Regions from separate parts of the Homo sapiens genome. Here region 1 is linked to region 2. The links are chromatin contacts, found by Hi-C or POLR2A ChIA-PET in ENCODE. All regions are on one chromosome and are shown on one strand. The core of a region is the stretch at or near the end of the contact, and the rest is flanking DNA. Distances in the headings are between cores, read along the strand shown.

Evidence for each region. A loop is a pair of places that touch in the nucleus more often than their neighbours do. ChIA-PET counts read pairs that join two places held with the same protein, here RNA polymerase II (POLR2A).
Region 1: a map with no recorded cell type shows a loop between it and region 2 (5-fold over the local background). The contact joins the promoter of MAB21L1 here to the enhancer-like site in region 2. A Hi-C loop is called at or near these places in 1 of 37 single-sample maps with no recorded cell type. POLR2A ChIA-PET finds 5 or more read pairs at or near these places in 1 of 52 experiments (activated CD4-positive, alpha-beta T cell).

What each region holds. Positions count from the first base shown.
Region 1 is chr13:35,475,420-35,479,707 of GRCh38, forward strand. It overlaps MAB21L1 (mab-21 like 1), which reads right to left and starts at 1,270. Exons shown (of 1, transcript NM_005584.5): 1 at 1-1,270. The coding sequence starts at 719. The region is part of intron 41 of NBEA (neurobeachin); the gene reads left to right. RefSeq lists enhancers at 1-842, 3,356-4,152.
Region 2 is chr13:34,154,597-34,158,414 of GRCh38, forward strand. No RefSeq gene overlaps it. Among named protein-coding and RNA genes, the nearest start is that of LINC02343, 190 kb to the right of the region's middle. RefSeq lists an enhancer at 1,957-3,156 and a silencer at 2,665-2,724. Within about 2 kb of position 2,560, at least 13 of the 41 ENCODE cell types and tissues checked have a DNase peak (open chromatin) inside an H3K27ac peak, as active enhancers do.

The sequences.
Region 1 (4,288 bases), core at 20-2,519, 1.3 Mb after region 2:
CTGTTCTCTGCCTCCGCGAACTGCAGCACCCAGGCGTCGCTCTCCGCCGAGCTCTGCTTGCCGGCCAAGGAGTGGCACTCCTTGGACAAGAGATTGAAACCTTCCGCCTTGACCTCCGCCACCCGGTTGGGTCCCGGCCAGGGGATGTGGGGAAGTGGCCAGTGGGCAGCACTCCTCGGCCAGATCCCGGTGCATTTAAAGGCCGGCGTGATCTGCACCACGTACCTATCTCGGATTCTCAGTTTCACTTCGCTGGTGTCTGCCACCATCTTTACCACATCCCGGTAGCTACATTTGTCTACCGCTTGAGCCACCAGCGTCTGAAACCTGGACCGGATTTTGCGCGCCGAGAGGTAGCCGGAGGCGGTAATGAATTCCACCCAGAGGGACATGCTCCTCTTGCGCCCGTCGCTCAACTTCAGCACCGCGCAGCCGGGCAGTGAGCCATCGTCCACGAAGTTGAACACCCCCATTTGGTTGAGATAAAGCACCACTTCAAATTCGGTGGGGGAGATGACCTCGAGGCCCTCGTAGCGATTGTCCATCTCGTTGAGAGAGCTGATGAACCGCGGCTCCTGCACTTCCACTTCCTTCAGTACGTCGGAAACTACTTTGCAGACTTCCCGGATAGTTTTGGCAATGGCAGCTTTCCTGGCTTGGCATTTTTCGTTGTAGTATTTATTCAGATGGTAGACCAGCTTGGCCTGGGCCGCAATCATGTTGGGGCAGAGATCCGGATTGTACACCGGAGTCTCGCAGTAAGCTGTGGGATCCAATGCGGCTGCTAGAGCTGGAGCCAACTTCGGTGGAGAAACGGGCCGCAACACTCAGAAATGGATCAAAAATGCCTTTCGGAAGTGCTGCAGCGTTGGTTTCCCTGCTGCTGCTGCTGCTGCTGCTGCTGCTGCTGCTGCTGCTGCTGCTGCTGCTGCTGCTTTTCCCTTCCTTTTATCTTTGAGCCCAGCCGTTCTTAAAGTGAAAGACTGTCCTCCCCCCTCTGCTTGTCTCTCTTCCTCTTTTAAAGAATCCTTGTGTGAGAGAACCGCATGGAGAGATCACCTTCTCAGGAATAAAAAACAAAAGTTGCGCTGAGACCCAGCAAAGCTCTTCCAGTAGTCAAAATAAGCACCCCTTTCCGTATTTATTTGCGCTTTCCCGTAATCATTGTGTGTGCAGCACTGTTAATCAAATGGAGGAAAAGTGTGCTGAGTGTGTGTCCGGGGTGAGTGTGCGTGTGTATATGTCAGAAGAAGCTGCTGTTGGTTTGTCTAAGAGCCCAGATGCACTCGTGTGGAAATTATAAAGGCAGGGCCAGGCAGGCGGGCGGCCAATCGCCACTGGGCTCGTCACGACAGCCTCCTTCAGCTCCAACCCGGCTAATTAATCCCCACTCATGGATATAGGCACACAAACTAAAGGTAGGAGGCTGCTGCCGGCGGAAAACCACTCAGGCCACCTAGACAGTTTGGAAATCAAGAGGAATCTCTCAGCTTTGGTATTACTTGAAGCATATTGACGTTTTGAAAAGACTTGGCAAAGCGGCTCTCTTCTGTGCCGAAAACCTGCTTGTCTTTTACCGCTGAAATGCAAATACAGGTGTATTAATGGGCATCCATCAATTAGTGATCTTGACGGGGTTTTCTAAAACAAAATCACTAACTTGCATTTAGAGTAAGATAATTAACGTCTGTTAATCCTTGGGGTCTTCTTAAATGCAGGTTGAAAGTTTGTTCTTTCATGCAGACTACTGGCATATGGAAGTTGGCTTTAGATGGAGGAGTACCTGTGTAATTTTCTCATTCTGGATGTTCCTATATGTTAAAATGATTTTTTGAAACGTTATGGAGGTAGTATGCTCTTTTTTTACTTATGTTTTTTTCTTTTCTCCATTTGTTGAATCTGAAAATTATTGCTGAGTGTGTGAGATGTTCTACCCCTGTTTAAGTTAGGATATTTAAAAAATATTTCGTACATCCCTCTGCCCCAGCAGATGCAGTCTTTGCACTTTGGTGGACTTGCCCAGCATTACAAGCAGGACACAACGCTATATATGCACTTATAGAAACATTTGAAAAATAAATTGTCTGTGGGATGGACAGAGTACTTTAGCGTTATTTCATAGTGACCTGTATTTTAGTACATAAAATTCAGGTGAGATCATAGAGATCAAGCTTCCTCACAGATAACTATCCCGAAAAATTGAAGGTTTGGGGTATCTGGCTTGTTTACAGATGTATAATTAAGGATATATCTCCTGTCTTAAGTGTCCTTAAGTGGTGACCTGGCAGTAGACTTCTAATTTTATACTATTTCGTGTGATTTAATTAAGGGAAAATGGTTAACATTTGCAAAGAAAATTAACTTGCAGTTATCTGGGGGGTTTTTTGGATTTAAACATCATTTTGAAAACAAAAATGAAATAAATCATTTCATTTCTGAATTTTGGAACCTGGAAACAGGAGGAGGAATTTTTTTTTCTAGTTGGTGGTCCAGTTGTGTCCTCAAAGTACAGGAAACTAAAGAAATACTACTTAGTGGTTACGTTGTGGTTTTTAAAACTAGGTGGATTTTTTTAATTGTCTACCTTTAATTTAGATGCCACGTCTTTCCAATTAAGAATATTTCCCGTCAAATCCTATAACTCCCGGTAACATGTTTGTAGACACTTTCAGAGTCACTTTTAACAAGATATTCTTCAGGGCTCCCACTTGCTACTTAAGCTTTTGATTTTTGTTTGTGTGTTTTGTTTTGCACAGGCACAGCATCACAAAACCACCTATTATTTAATTTCTCCTTATCCAACAGTGATAGATTCCAATTTAGCTGAAAATAGTATACATTGGGGTGCGTGGCACCCAGCTACTCTATTTCCCAAGAACCTTCCATCCCCTTAAGAGCAGGGTCTGGGAACACCCAAAAAACCCCTCCCCACTTTGCCGTCATCGCGGGTGAATGCACCACTACCTTTTGGCAGTTGGAGGGGAGACCCATCAGAGCCGGAGAACCTGCAGCCACGACGGCGAGGATGTGCAGTGGTCTCTGGGGAAACGCCGCCTTCTGCCCTCACCCGGCGCGTGTGGCCCTGTGCCGTCCGCTCGCCGCCTCTCTCTCGCTGCTCCGCATTCCCGTGCCCTCTTACTTTCCTCTCTGGGCTCAAGATCGCTACGCTTTATTTCTGCGTGAGCTTATTTGAAAACCTTACTTGGTGTCCCGGCTTACTCTCCACGTCTGCTCCAGACCACGGTCTGCCCACGCACCCCTCAGCCTGCACCGCCCACGTCCGGCCCAGGTGTGGTCGCAGCCAAGCCCCAGCCGCGGGCCCCTGCGCCCTGCGCTCTCTCCCTTGGGTTCAGGCCAGAGATGCTTGCCCCAAGACCTCGCCCCTTGCCTTCTTGGGCCACCTGCAGAACACCCTTGGTTGTCAAGGACGTGAGACAGCCGAGGACGGGGAGGCCCCAGGGCTGTTCGGGGGACCTTAAGTGGGTCCAACGGGAAGGACGCGGGCCTGCGAGGGATGCCGGTCGGGCCTGGCTGGAGCCAGGCGCGCAGGTGGCGCATCTTCGGGGCTCACTGTGCAGCTTAATTGGGTTAAAGCGAAGCTAAACACCGAAGCACTTTGTGCAAACTAATTGGTGCAACCAGCGCCTTTTCACTAACGATTTGCACTTTGAGAAAGAAAAATGGATGGTGAGAAAAGGTATACTAGGAAACTCATTAGATCTAGAGTGTTCAGGAAAGTGAAGTCATTTAGTTTAAAGGACGCCAGGACTGTGTTTTCTAAGCTGCTTCCTTAAGCACCCCTCACACAAGGAGCTGAAGGTGATTTACATAACATAGGATTCACCGGTCCGCGATTATCACTGTGGGTGAACTGGGCGCCCTGGAATGAATAATACTCTAGTGCAAGTACTGCTTGTTGCTGCAACACAGTGATTTTCTATTACACTGAACACGTGAAATGAATTGCCTTCTGTAGCTGAATCCTTTCAGTGATCGTAGACGCCCCTCATTGTTGAAGCGAGAATTAAGCTATTCGGAGAAGCGTGTTTTCCATCCCCGAAATTTTTTTATGGAAATGACCTATAGAGAGGGATTGCAAATAACAGTACATTTTTGTGCAGTTCAGCCGATTTTAATCTAGGCTTGGGGGATATATTTATTTTATGGGAGTAATATATTTAACTATTTTTCAGTGAATTTTAAAAAAATATCATTTGACCTATTAAACTAGTTATGTCAAATGATTATGTAGTACATAGAGATGGCTTAATATACATTTATGTATTAA
Region 2 (3,818 bases), core at 1,310-3,809:
CTTGAGGACATTCCTGTTTTCCTGTTGCTGTTGGTTATCACCTTTAAATGAGCTTACCTGTTGAAAAAGTTCAGGGTGGGTTTCTTATCATTGTTCTTAGAGATGGGCTTCCTCAGTTGCACAAAGACTTCTGCAGCAATTACACTTTCTTTGTGAAGTTGTGAGTGTAGAACTTTACAAGCATTCACAAAAGAAGAGAAGATAGAGCAATGAACTCTCATTTATCGAATAATTTGCACTGTTGAAGTTATCATAAACCTCTAATAGCATTTTGCCAACATCGCTTAATCTATCCCCCCAATGTATTGATTTACTTATTTTTTCTTGAGTAATATAAGCAAATCCCAGACATCTCATTCCATCCATAGATACTTTGCAATGCATAAAAGATATCAAATAGTATTTCTTTAAAAAAAAGGAAAAAAAAGAAAGGGAAACTTGAAAAATACTGACCTCCACCCCTGCATTCAAGGTATCCAAATTTTACTTTCAAGGCCTAGTTCAAATTTGCTAGGCTCCCTCTCAGTAGGGGCTGCATCCTCTTACTTGCACATTTGGAAATTTATTTTCTGCTGTCTTGTAGCATGTCCTGAATTAACTTGACATAACATTAAATTTTGTATTTTTATTTAACTTCTCAAGAATTTATGTTGTTTCTAAAACTAGAACAGGGAAGCAATGTGGTATAAAGGAAAACACTCAAATTTGGACTCAAAGGCTTAGTTCTAATTGGGATTTTGCCATTTTTACTTAAGTTTTCTGAACTTCAGTTTCTATAGCTGTAAAATGAAGAAGAAACTGGCCCTGTTACATTGCAAGCTACTCACATTCTTACATTTTAATTTGCGTTTATTTTAATAACTTAATTTTTTAATATGGGATTAAAGATGTTTACCTGCATGAATACATTTCAACAGAACCAGAAGAATTGACTATGATTTTTTAACCCATTAAGATAGCATAAATCACAACACATGATTTATTTATTTGAAAGATTAAATAAGATAATGAATGTGAAATGGCTGGCTCACAGCAGACTGCAATAGATGGTACCTATTATTATTAGCTTGGGACCAACTACCTGGAAGCAAGAGACTGTGTCTTCAAAAATTTGTTTCTTACCCCACAGAGCTTAGTCCTGTGACTCACACACAATCAGGAGAAGGACAATTAATATTTGGGTCTTTGCCTTGCTGATATGCCAGGTAGAGAAATGTTTACACATTAGGAAAAAAAAAAAAAAAACCTTGCGATATAGAGAGTATTTTTCACAATATCTGGAGAGAAATTTCATCTGATTTGGAATTATAGGTTGAAGGACTAGACACGACCAGGATACGTCCTGAGACTGAGGGACAAATCCTTATTCTAGCCACACGCAAACAGCGGATTTTGAAAGCTGCCTCCAGCAATATAAAAGAACCTCAGAGCTGTGACTCAGCACAGGGTTATAACACTCTGATTTATCTTTCTCTAATCTCTTCCTCAAGGTCTGAAAGAATCTACTGTGCAATTTAGCAGAAAAAGTAGACAACCTCCGCCCGGCTCTTGTGCTCCGGTAATCCTCTCTCGAACCTGTGAGCAATTTCCAAAATCCGGTCTCTTTCTTCTAGCTCTGGTGTAAATGTCTTAGAAAGACTTGTAAACCAGAACAAGAATTCAAATAACCTGCCAGGTCAGTGTGCTTGCATAGACTTTTGAAGTTTAGAAAGATGTATGTATGACCAGAACCCCAAAGAGCTAAGCAAGATGACTGGAGGTTGCTGTTTCCAAACACCATGTCTGCACGCAGGGAAAATGTAAGCAGGTTTAATTGTCAGGATCTCAGTACTCTGATCCCGCCTACAGTCCATCCTCTCCCAGGAACTCAGAACTCTAAGCTCTTTCTCCAAGAACTGCTGGGAGGGGACCCTGGATTTTCCTTGGGGAAAATCCAGTGTTGCCAGGCTGATGACAGATTGCTGTTTGGTATTATTAACAGATATCAGTTGAGGTTGGCAAAACCTCTCTCCTTCCTTCTGCCCCCTTGCCTGTCGATATTTATTGATTCTCCATAGCGTTTAGAGCTGAATTTAACTCCCCATTTTTTCTCTTCTCAGCCTCTCCCTGTTAACAGGTTCATCCTCTAATTCTGAGTTGAAAAATGGATCCCCTTCCCTTCCAAAGCAGGGAAACTTGACTACAGGCGATCACATTTTTTTTTTTAAATGTGTTAAGAATCACAGCAGTTGTCCACTGTTGACAAAATGCTCAAAGGACAGAGGTGTGAGGGCTTGTGAGAAAATCCACAAATTCATCATGAAGTCCGTCATGGCAGTTAACTTGAAAACCAGGGATGACAATGTGGGTGACACCTCCTTCTTAGAGTGTCCCATCGCAGAGAACAGGGGTGGCTTGATCTGTACGGCATCCAGCATTGTGGGGCCTATGGTAAGCATTCCGAGAAATAGGGGGAGCATGTAGCATCACAGGCAAGAGGCGAGATGAATGAACTTTCTGTTCATTTGAGAGTGCAGACAGAGGTAGGAGGAAGTAGGTGGAAATGAATCAGTGAAATAAACCGGCATCTGCTCGCACACGGAGCATGCCGTTTCCTGACATGACTCACTGCCCAGCTCCTCCTGCCGCCTCTGACTCACCGTGCAGAGAGGCTGGTTTCTAAGGAGACCACTGAGGGCTGGGCAGTAGCCACCTGTGTAGACACTGTGCTCACATGGCCGTGGAGCCTGTTATCTAGAAAGCCTCATTTCTTTAAATGTCATTAGAGAGAGAGAGAAAAAATATTTCTTAAGGTTATTCTTGAGGTTATTTACAGACACACATCTGCTAGGAAGGAATGAAGTTCTTTGTTTGTCCAAAATAAGCAATTGATCCATGTTTTGGCCAACAGAGCTGTGCTAAATGCTGGGCACATTTGGAATGACTGGGGGATAGGGGAAGGATGCAGGAATGAAGAAGAGAAAAATGGAATTGATATTTCAAAATAAAATGCAAGTAAATCTATGACATATACTTACATAATAGTGGCTCACATGTTTAGTACTCACTGTATGATGGACATTGCCAATAAAAGATCAGTAAGCCCAGTTCCTCCCCTCTCAGAGCTAGTAGGTCCCAGGACGGTGGAGACAGCGAGCTTCTCAGAGAGCAGCTTTTCTGCAACTCATGGAGGGTGGAGAGAGAAGTTAATGTACCCAAAGTGAGAGACACAGATGGCACCTACAGGAGCCTTTCCATTCTCAGGCCACCCAGAATCTCAATTAGTCCCACACAATGGTGTAGAAGCTCTCATCTAACTTGGTTCATTGAATGAGTTTGAAAATAATGGTAATACTGTTTGTCAGTAAAGAGATGCTGGCAAAATACTCCAAAAGTTTCTGCTCTTAAAGAGTTAACTACTTCCCCTGAATACCTATTTGTATTTTTTAATAGCTTCAAAATACCTTATCACAGGCAATGGAAAAACAACAACAACAACAACAACGTCAACCTAGCCAGTGTCAAAACTATCGTAAGTTCCCAACTAATGAATTTTAAATTTTCATGAGCTTCTATTAGGTATTTTGTACCCTTAGTTTTTTTACGCCACCAACACTTTTCATCAAAAGGGCATGAAAACATTGTGTGTTTTTAAAGGGTAAGAAAATTCTGAGGTCTTATTTTCCTTTTAACCTTATGTTCAATAAGCTCACATCCTTGCAAAGGAAGTACATAATTCTACCATAAAAATCAGCCTTTCATGGATTCAGAGTTTTTAAGAAAGTCTAAAGTAAATTTATCTGAAAATAAATCTTCCTGAGAAAAAATACATTTTTTTC